Linked DNA regions of Homo sapiens: region 1 is linked to region 2. The links are chromatin loops, found by intact Hi-C in ENCODE. Cell type or tissue: endothelial cell of umbilical vein. All regions are shown on one strand. Links, peaks and the distances in the headings refer to the core of each region. The heading gives the core; the rest is flanking DNA. Region 1 overlaps LOC101928264 (a long non-coding RNA gene). Region 2 has its middle 11 kb from the start of CADM3.

Region 1 (5,390 bases), core at 224-5,223, 610 kb after region 2:
TCCGTATTTGCACAAGAGAAAAAGAATTAAATAGAATTACTGGCATTTCAAACCCAGTATTTGAATTTTGCTAAGATTAGACGCTAGACTTGATTTGTCTTTCCCATCTGAGGATATAGGTATATTTAGTTTTTCACTAAAATAAAGAGAATCATGGCTGTGTTTTAATGGCCTCAAAGGTTCTTTTCCTAACAGTCATTTTCTCCAGAAGAGGTTGAGGTTTTTCATCAACAGTAGTGGATAATGATGAGCACATTTTGAAACTGACTAATGATTAATGATATCTTCCTTTCAAGGATTGATAGACCATAAAACTCTGCACTAAAGGACACATTCTTCCCTTGCTACCAATTTTGAGTCTAAGAATCCAGGTATGTTTGCACTATTTTTTCCCATGAAGCAGAATATCCCATCAAAGTGTAACAAGGGGATTCACTGAGAACTCAATTTGCATGTGGTGGTTTTTTTATTTTGTTCTGTTCTGTTTTGTCTATTTGCTTGCTTGTAATACAACTACCCCTCTGCCTAAGTTTCCAGTTCTAGCAAATGATGTTCCTACCCCAACGTAGGGGACAGGAGGGGTTCCTGAACCTATTTTTTGGGACCAGATGGGGCCAGTAATGCATTCTCTATTTGAAACTCCTGCTACCAATTGGTCCTGATAAGTATGTGCAGCCTATTGTGATGCTGATGATAACAATAGCCAGTGTTTATTGATCCCTCACTGTGCCAAGCATTGTTCAAAGCACTTTATAGTATTAACTCATTTAATCGTCACAATTCTCTGAGGTAGGCATTATGATTTATTTCTACTTTATAGAGAAGGGCACTGAGGTGTAAAGCAATTTATTCGGGGTTAAATAGTTTCAAATGGCAGAGCCAGGATTTGAACCCACCACCAACTCTATTGCTTCAAAGACGCTGGGCTCAAGCAGAATTCAGAATTTTTTCCTACATCTGTGTCCTTGGGACTGTATCCTCAGTAGGAAGTCACTGATACTCACAGGCTTCGATGTTAGTTGACCTATCTGACTTTCTGATGCTTTGCACAAATTGTTAATAGAAAGGCAATTATCAATGACATCTCAGCCTAGATTGTCTCCTTGATTGTTGGGGAGACTATATTATCCTAGAATCCAAATGGGATTTCTACCCAGGCCACTATCTGTGCTGATATGTCATGGCCTCCAACCCCACAAAGCTTGAACTCTCATGTGCCACGTGCCCTCCCTAGTCACCACCACCATGTCCCACCCTTACACACAGTCAATCCAAATGTGTTTCCTGAGGGTGTACTGTATGTCAGGCTCATAGTATACACAGAAGATAGACCCACATACTGGGAGCTTTCATTCCCAACAGCCCAGACTTCCAATTTGAGAAACATGATTACTTTGGGGAAACACCAACCTGGAAGTCATTGGTGGGGAGAAATGTTTTAGGAAAGATTCAGACTAAACCACCTTTGTAGTCCCTTCCAACCCCACCCCCATCCTCTTAATTTCTCTGTAAGGCAAGCATTTATTAGTTTGATTTCAACACACACACTTGTACCTGTAATTACTATATAATGTCTGTTTACTTTTTTAAATGAAAATGAATTTAAATTAATCTTGTTTTGTGAATTTCAAGTCACCCCCTGAGATAAATGAAGACACTCCAGGGTGTCATCAAACCAGTGCTGGGAATCCTACTCTACAAAGTAGAGAAGAGAGCTCATTAAACCTCGAAGGAGCCAGAGGGGAGACATGTATATAGACATAGAGCACACTAAAAAGAGAGTTTTATATGTGCATTATACACACACACAAATACACGTGAAAGGTGGTACACCAAAATGTGGTTATCTTTAGGTGACTTGTTCCTCGTAAACTTAATATGAATGCCATTCATGACTAAGCTCTCTGCACCAGAGAGGAGATCCTGGGAGCAACATTTCCAAAATCCTTCCCATAGATCTTGAGTGCCAATGAGAGGCACCTGTGTAAGATCTGGAACGAAAAGAGAGACCATCGTTTGCCAGAGATAGGTAAGTGCAGAGGCAGATGAGAGGCTGAAAACAGCGTCCAGGTGAATTTCTTGGGATCCCCCCACATGAGTGCTGGAGTCTGAGATCATTGGTGGGAATTTCCCGGAAGTTCCTGAGACTTACAGTGGAATTGCTTCCAGGCAAGATCTTAAAGAGAATCTCATTTAGATGTTACCAGCTCAGATCATCTGGTACCTTTGCTACTCAGCCCACCTGCCAGGTATGTAAACCTTGAATTTCTCATATTGCTTCCTTTCATACTAGGAGAGCATAGAATGGCTTCTCCTTTCCTAATCAAACACCAACTAATATAAATAGGTAATAGGTGATGATTTTTAACATTTTGCATGTGTATGTGTTTTAATGCTTTTACAATAAACATATTATAATATAGCAATAAAAGCTTTAATATGTGTTTAATATATAATGTCATAAATATTCTAATACACATGCTGCAGAAGCTCAGAAGAGGGACACAAAACATGAATTGGAGCAGGGAAAGCTTCCTAGAGAAAGTGGTCTCTTTTCCCAAAGTGAAACTTAAGGAAGTTGAGATGTTGCTGCAGGCCAAAGGTAAGAGCAGGGCAGGAAAAAGGCACAGCATGGGCACAGGCACATAGGAGAGCTCTGCTCCTCTGACTGACTACACATTGTTCATTGTGACAAGACAAACACTTCTGCAGAGGAATGAGGTAAGGTGAGGCTGAAGGAAAAAGCAAGAGGCCTCATCCTGGAGGGCTTGATATACCAGTCTATAAATCTTGGGGGTTTGTTCTTGAAGACAATAAGGAGTTATTGAAGAACTGGAAAAGTAACATCCATGCTCTGTAAAAGTCTCTGCAGGTTCACAGAGGGGAAATGTGTAGAGGCCGGAATACAGGAGGCCAGTCCAGGGATCCACAGAGATGATGGGTCCTAAGGAGGTTTTGGGGGATGGGATTTGGGTGGGAAGAAGGTCTGCTACAGAGGGGAAAGGAGGGCTTGTGTGAAAAAAGGTTGTCCATGGTGCCTTCTTTCCCCTAAGCTACAGGGAGGCTAGAGACATTTAAATTGGAGGATAATGACTGGGGCACTTTTTGCCTTGCCTGGAAACTAACGTAAAGGTAGGTAGAGTAGGAAGCAATGTTTCAAGCATTCCTCTAGAAAGGAAATCTGGAAACCAAGCCCTTCCTTGGAACAAAAAACAGGAAAGGTACATGTACATTAAGCCTGTTTTTCTTGGACATCTTTCTAACCCGTAGATAAAGCCAATGTGTTGTTCTAATCCAGGATTCTTAGGTGGTTCTAATTGACCTCAAGTTTTCACCCAGGCCAGTTAGGCCCCTTTGAGGCCTCTCCCTCTGCTGATCAGCTCCTCCACCCATATCCCTGCTCAGCTAAAACTTCTCAGCTCCAGAGAAGAGACACCTGGAGATCAACTCACTACCTCTGTGACCAGACCACTTTCTGGATGCTGCCGATGACCAAAGGAAAAACAGAGCTGCAGGACAAACAAGTCTTACACCAGGGCTTCTTAGTCATAGGTGTGCTTATGAGCCACCTGAGGATCTCACAGGTCGGGGGGCCTGAGATTCCGCATCTATCACAGGCTCCCATGTGACATCAACTGTGGATCACACCTTGAGAAGCACTGGTCTAAAGGTGGTGGAGGGAGCAGCCAGGAGTTTAGAAGGTGCCAAAACGAAACCAGATGCTGACAGTTTGTGAGTTCCATTGGTTCATCATATTTGTTGCATCTACACTGGAAAATGAACCTATGCGGCCTATAGTTTTAGAGACCGAAAAACTTAAAACAAAGGGGAAAGAAAAAAAGCAATACACCAGTTTAGAAACTCCAAAGGTTTAGTGCTGTGATGAGCATATTAAAGATAAGAAAATAAAGTAAATAAAGGCAACTATATTGGTTTTCTATTGCTGCATAACAAATTGCCACAAACATAATGGCTAAAGAAACACCATTTATGATGTCAGTTCTGTAGGTCAGAAGTTGGCCACAGGTTAGCTGAACCTAAGCTCAGGGTCTCCTCAGGCTGATATCAAAGTGCCAGCCAGGCTATGGCTCAGCTGAGGCTCGAGGCAGCGTAAACAGAAGAAGTGAGAGAGTCCACCAACATGGTTTTGATCACAGAAGTGCCTCTTCCCTAACTGAATGCTCCCTCTTGATTCCACTCTCACCTGCCTTTGTTGAATGGCTTTTCAAAAACCAAAGCCTAGTCCCCACCTCCCTCCCCATCTCCAGCTCCCATGATGATAGCATCTGATGTGAGGCAGCATTCCCAACACCCCAACTTAAACTTTTAATGTGCTCCTGGGATGATCTAAAAAAAAAGAAAAAAACACCATAATTTTAAATGCCATAAAGGCAATTGACTTGTCAAAAGTACAAGAAATCAACTAGTAAATTGGGAGATTTCAGTTATGGTATGTTCTGCAACAGTATACGAATCACAAATTTTTCAACAAGACAAAAAAAAGAGAAACAAGGAAAAGCTATCAGTGCCATCTTGTGGAAAGACCTATATTAAAATGTCCAAGGTAATCTGACCACACCCCAGACCATTTCAGCGCCTCTACACCCAAAGCTGACACACATCCAACTGACACCAGGGTAGCTTCACTGTTTGTTTGCAGGTAATGGTTCTGGTAGAGGTTCCATTTTAATTGCTTGTTTCTTGTGCCATGACCAATCATTAAATAATTTGTATATCATCTCTAACCATACAAATACCACAGCAACCTATACCTCCAACACCACACACACACAAAACTCATGCCCAGACTACTCTGGTTGGTTCCCCCACAGACAGCATGGTTCTCCAAATATGGAAAATTTGCATTGATCTATCACAACATTCCTGCATACACACACTTAGACCACAACTGCTTACAGTATAATTCTTTCTTTTTGAATTAACCTTTGTTTTAATTTTATTTTATTTCTTGAGTTTATTGTAAGTTATTTTTCTTCTTTCCTTCAAACTGAATATTTTTATCTATATTAGTTACATATTACTGCATAATAAATTACCCAAAATTTGATGGCTTAAAAGAATAAATATTTATTATCTCACAGTTTCTGTAGGTAAGGAATTCAGGAGAGGCTTAGCTGGGTTGTTCTGGCTCAGGGAATCCATGAGGCTATAATCAAGATGTTGGGTAAATCATCTAAAGTCTTCATGGGCTGGAGAATTCACTGCAACAGTAGTGAGCCACTGACTTGATGGTGGGTAGGAGGCTTCAGTTCCTCACCACATGGATCTCTCCACACAGCTGCTTGAGAGTTCTCACAACATGGCAGCTGGCTTCTTCCCAAAGCTTCCCATGGCAGGCCTTCTTTCCAAGACAGAACAAGGCAAAAATT
Region 2 (5,390 bases), core at 157-5,156:
CCACAAAAAGCTTCTCCTAATTCCACTATTTCTTTTCATGGTTCAGCATTTTCCAAGTCACTCAAAAGCCAAAACTGAGAGCTGCCTCAGCCTTCTCCCTCTGTCTTGCTTCCCATAACCAACACCAAACGTAGCACCTCTTTTCCATTCCCAATTCCACTGCCCTTGCTCAGGACTCTTTTACTTTGTTCCTGGATTTCTATAATCATCTTTTAACTCATATTCTTAGAATAAGCATTTAATTTAAAAAAAATTAATCATTCAATACATAGGCACACATTATAAAAATATGAAGTATATAATATGGACAATTATAGTCCCCCTTATGACTTAAGTCTCACTCCTGGCCCAGAAAATAATTTTCCAAGTTTAATATGCATCTGAACAATAGAAACACTCAAGTGCCTACTATGTGCCAGGCGCTATTTAAAGCAATTTAAATAGATTAATTTATTTAATTTTCACATCATACCACCCTAGGGGTCATGTAAAATTATCTCTATTTTCCACACAATGAAAAAAAATGCTGAGGCGGTTAAGTATCTTGCCTGAAGTCACACAGCCAGTAAGTAACTATTCATTTACTTAAACACATATTTATATGCATATAAGATTTTACATACACATATGTATATGTTTTATGCTTTTTTCCCATTTTACACAAAAGGGATAGCAGTATGTGTATTTTCTTTGTATTTTCACTGAACAACATACCTTCTGTATCTTTCTATGTTGGTAGATATAAATTTACCTCATTCTTTTTAACTGCAATGTGTTATTACAAAGTATGATATAGCATAATCTATTTATCCAATTCACTATTGATGAATATTTATGTTGTCTTCAATTTTTCACTACTGGAAAAAAATGATGTGATGCATATCTCTGCACATAAATCAGAGCACTCATGTGTGAACAGATCTATAGCATAATTTGTAGAAATAGCACTGCTGGTATTTCTATTTTTAATTCTGATGCATTCTGCCAAAATATCTCCAAAAAGGCTGTGCCAATTTACATCCTCCCTAACAATATATAAAGGTGCCTATTTCCCTAAGCACTTGCCAACACTGAGTATTATCCATCATTTTAATTTTTTAACAATCTGATGGGTTCTTTGATGCTTTTTAACAGTCTAGGATCTCTTTGGTGCTATAACTTGTATTTCTCAAAATCCAAATGCCGTTGATCATCTTTTCAAATGTTTATTAGACAACTGTATTTTTTTTCTGAGAATTCATACTCATATCCTTTGCCCAATTTTCTCTTGGACTGTTTGTCTTTTTTATGTTTATTTGCTGACTATTTTGCATGTTAGCAATTTTGATACTTTGGCATATATATTGCAAATAAAATCTTCCCAGTCTGTGACTTACTTTTACATTTTGTCTATGGGTCTGCAATTATATCAGTTTTAAAAATTATGCAGTAAATCTTATCGGTCCTTTCCTTTATCGACTCTAGGTGTTGTGTCTTGCTTAGGAAGGTCTTTCCCACTCTAAGATTAAGTATATTTTTCGACAGTTTTTGCAAACATTTTTAGTGTTGTTTGGTTTATAAAATTTAGCACAAGTCCACCTGAAATATATTGTCGTATATGGCATAAGGAAAGGCTAAACCTATCCCATACCAACTGACAAACAGATAACCAATTATTCTAATGTCTTTAAACAGTACAACCCTCTAGTCACTGATTAGAAGTGTAGTATATAATGAAGGTAGCACTCTTCATACACTAAATTTCCAAGTTGGTTTGTAACTACACTCTCTCTTCTGCTCCATGGTTCTATTTATGTATTCCTGTGCCAAGATTTCATGTTTTAATTGCTATAATTTTAAAGTTGCTTAGGATAGCTAGAAAATCATCCTCCCCCTTAGCCCCATGTGTTTAAAAAATTATGGCTATTTACTCTTGACTTTATCTTCCAAGGGAATGTTAGAATAGGCTAGTCAAGTTCCATAAAATATCTTATTGGAATTTAGCATAGTATTGCATCAAATTTATAAATTAAAAATTACCATCTTTACCACAATGAATCTTAGAATTAATATTTAAATACCAATTCAACAACATAACGTCCTGCTACAATTTTTTTTCCAACTGACATTGGGATAAAGATAAAGCTCTTCAGTGTCTAGTTTTCAAATCCCACCTCCCAAATTTGGTTTAAACTAGCCATCTCATCAAATTGATTTCCCTTATTTTTCATCCACAAAGCTTTTCAAACCAGTATACTGATTCTATCCTAAATAATCCTTCATTCCCTGTGCTAGAGATGCCATGCAATTAGGAAAGGGATAAAGCAGTTATATTCTTTGTCTACACATCCTCACTTTGAAGTGCTAACATTCTGGGTCTATCCAAGATCCATCATTACCCTTTAACAAGGCAAGAATAGGTATACTTTTCCTTATTAACTTAAACAGATTTGAGTTTGCAGGGGGAAAAATAGAGCTTTTTATGATTAAATAATCTACGACAATACAGTCATCCCTCAGTATCTGCTGGGGATTGGCTGCAGGACGCCCACACCCTTGCCACAGGATACCAAAATCTGCACATACTCAAGATCTACAATTGACCCTGTGAAAACAGCGGAACCAGCAGAACCAGGAAACTGGCATATAGAAAAAGTCTGCCCTCCCTATCTGCAGTTTGCCCATCCGGAGAATATTGTTTGGTTGCAGATATGGAGCCTGGAGATACAGAGGGCAAACTGTATTTATTGAAAAAAAAATCCATGTATAAGTGGATCCACACAGTTCAAATCCATGTTGTTCAAGGGTCAACTTGTTTTTTCGTCATTCATGGGAAAGAGAACTTGGTGTTGAGCAAGGAAACAGATAATGTGATCTGAAGCTTGAGGAGACCTCACTGGGTCCAAACTCTCAACATGCAGGAAAGAATTCATGCAGTCTTTGACAGATCGGTAAATATTAAAAAGAAGTGAGAAAAGGTTAGAAGAACTGAGATAACACTACCTGAGAAGAGAAGACTAAAATTAAACTGAAAAATGTTTCAAGTGTGTGTTAAAACTTGGAGGAGGTGGGAGTTGGGTCTGCCAAGAAGTCTGGGAGAGGCTGCATTACAGCAAAGTCACCACACTGAGGGAGCAGAGGATCAGGAATGACAAAGGGTCAGGGTGGCCACACGAGGGTAGCAGAGAGCAGGTTAACAGAGAGACCTTGGCGAAAGTGAAAAAAGTTATTGGAACTGAAAATCTAGATCCAAGCAGTGCTTTATACTCGGACAGTGAACACAGGGCAAGATTCTATGGTACACTCAGAGAAACAGAGGAACATCTCCCTGCTCTAGGGTGAAGAGGTCACAGAGAAAGGTAACTAACAAACATGTATTGGGTTCTATGCTAGGAGTTTTACATAAATGTCCTCATTTAATAATCTTTATAAGCCTACAAGATAGACAATAACAATGTCTGATGTTTAACACATGAAAAGACTGATCTCAAATGACATAAGTGGCACAGCTGGTATTTAAGCCCAGATGAGTCCACTTTCTAAATCCAGGCTTTCTCACTCTCCTGCACTCTTCTGCCTTTCCAATGAGTCAGAAGTGTCTCCTTGGAGCTGGGCCCAGAACCTGGTTAACTTTCTCAAAGCAGCACACACAGTCGTTCCTAGGCCTTCACAGTCCACATGAAAAAAAGCTATGGCCTTTTGTGAACATGGTGAGAACACCAAATGTATCTGCATCCATTCTTGGCTTAGCCACAAGGAATAGCAGCAGCAGTCATCAGCCTGACAGGTATGGGCACACAGGCACAGCGGTCCACAAGGAAGCCCTGGGACTGGAAACTGGTGGCAAACCTCAACAGATGTCACCTTGCTAGGGCATACTACTTTCAGTAATAGCAAGCTCTGGGATTTTAGGGTTTAAAAAGATTTTAAGACCAAAATGCACCACAAGAAACAGATTAAAAATAATCTGAAAAGAAACAGGTTAAAAATAAAGAACAGTAAAAAACATACAAGAGGGCATGGAATAGCATATCATAGCTTATCATGTTCAACTCATGACCATCAGCCATAGCCTCACTCACCTACTGGACCTGTCCTGAACAAAACTATTTAAGTGAAAAGGATCAGAGAAAAAGTACTAAAATGATAAAAGAAATGGCAGAAGGTTAAGAATTAGGACATTTCACCTAATGTAGAGGAGGTTAAGGGGCAATTTAATAACAGTCTTAAATCCTCTAGAGGGACATTATATAGAGGCTCATAAAAAGAAAGAGATATCTTATTTCATGAACCAGAGGAAAAAAGTCTTAAATGGCAGTAGGAGGTTTACTTTGGACCTAAGACAAAAGTTCTTGCTTGTAAAAATCAAAGTGTAAAATCAAAGAATGTGAACGCTCTTCTCTAAATAAACCAGCATTTAATAAGCACCTATTATGTGCCAGCTACTGTTATGTGCAATATCCCCTAAGTTCCTGGCAACTCGACTTTGATCAAAGTTGACAGGGTTTGTTTCCTCATGGAATTTACATTTACTGGGAGAAGGAATAAAGACAATAATAAACAAAAGATAAATTATTAGGAAAATAGAAGAAAATGACAAGTGATTGCAAGGGAATGAGATGGCCTTTTTGAGGAAGTTAATTTAGGCTGAGATGTAAAAGCAGAAGTGGCTTAGCATGAAGCAGGGCAGGAGCGTTCTGGTTCAGAAGGAAGAGCCAGTGCAATGGCATAGAATGGGAATGGGCTTGATGTGGTGGAGATACAAAAAACAAACAAACAAACAAAAAACAGATACTGTGGCCATGGGGTTACATGAGGTTAGAGAGATAGGGAAACGCCAGATTACACAGGATCTTACAAACAAGGTCAGCAATTGCTGGAGAGGAAGAGTCAAGAAAATTTGTTGAAAGACTCAGTGATATTTTTTGGTTTTACACCTTAACACAACTGTGTTCTAATGAGCTACTTACACGTATGGTTCCCTCAGGAGCTAATGAGCTCTTGTCAGTAGACCCAGGCTATGGTGAGTCATTTCTCAGGCTTGTCAGGGCATAGGAATCACCTGGGAGCACCTGTTAGCACTATGGTCAGCAATCTTTATTGTTAACCTAGAACCGAAATATCCTAAGCATCTGTATCATTTGTAACAGGTGGCTCCAGGTAACTGTTTGGATCAGGCACAGATGGGTATGCTGGTTTACTGGCATGACCAAGTTTTAGAGACACACCTAAATTAAGATCTCAGCCCCACCAGTTAAGGTGTGACTTGTAGGAAGTTACAAAATTCCTGTGCCTCATTTTCCTCATCTGTAAAATGAGAATAATACTACCTACAAGTCATGTGGTTGTGCATAAGACTAAATGATAGAGCATAAGCAAGGTGCCAAGTGCATAGTAGGCACTCCATTAAT

What was found. Hi-C counts contacts between places; a loop is a spot of excess contacts. Peaks named below come from ENCODE experiments on the same cell type or tissue, not always from the same donor. Only the 100,000 strongest peaks of a DNase experiment are listed, where the experiment ranks them.
Region 1: it touches region 2 in a loop (12-fold over the local background); 11 of 110 quality-filtered maps call a loop at or near these places.

The regions. Positions count from the first base shown.
Region 1 is chr1:159,771,394-159,776,783 of GRCh38, forward strand. It overlaps LOC101928264 (a long non-coding RNA gene), which reads right to left. Exons shown (of 3, transcript XR_922193.3): 3 at 5,064-5,362. Among named protein-coding and RNA genes, the nearest start is that of DUSP23, 6.9 kb to the right of the region's middle. In endothelial cell of umbilical vein, for the core only: no CTCF peak of the experiment used is centred there; DNase peaks (open chromatin) are centred at 3,258 and 4,458; H3K27ac peaks cover 1,550 bases.
Region 2 is chr1:159,158,054-159,163,443 of GRCh38, forward strand. No RefSeq gene overlaps it. Among named protein-coding and RNA genes, the nearest start is that of CADM3, 11 kb to the right of the region's middle. In endothelial cell of umbilical vein, for the core only: a CTCF peak has its summit at 3,105 (motif pointing right); DNase peaks (open chromatin) are centred at 3,158 and 3,508.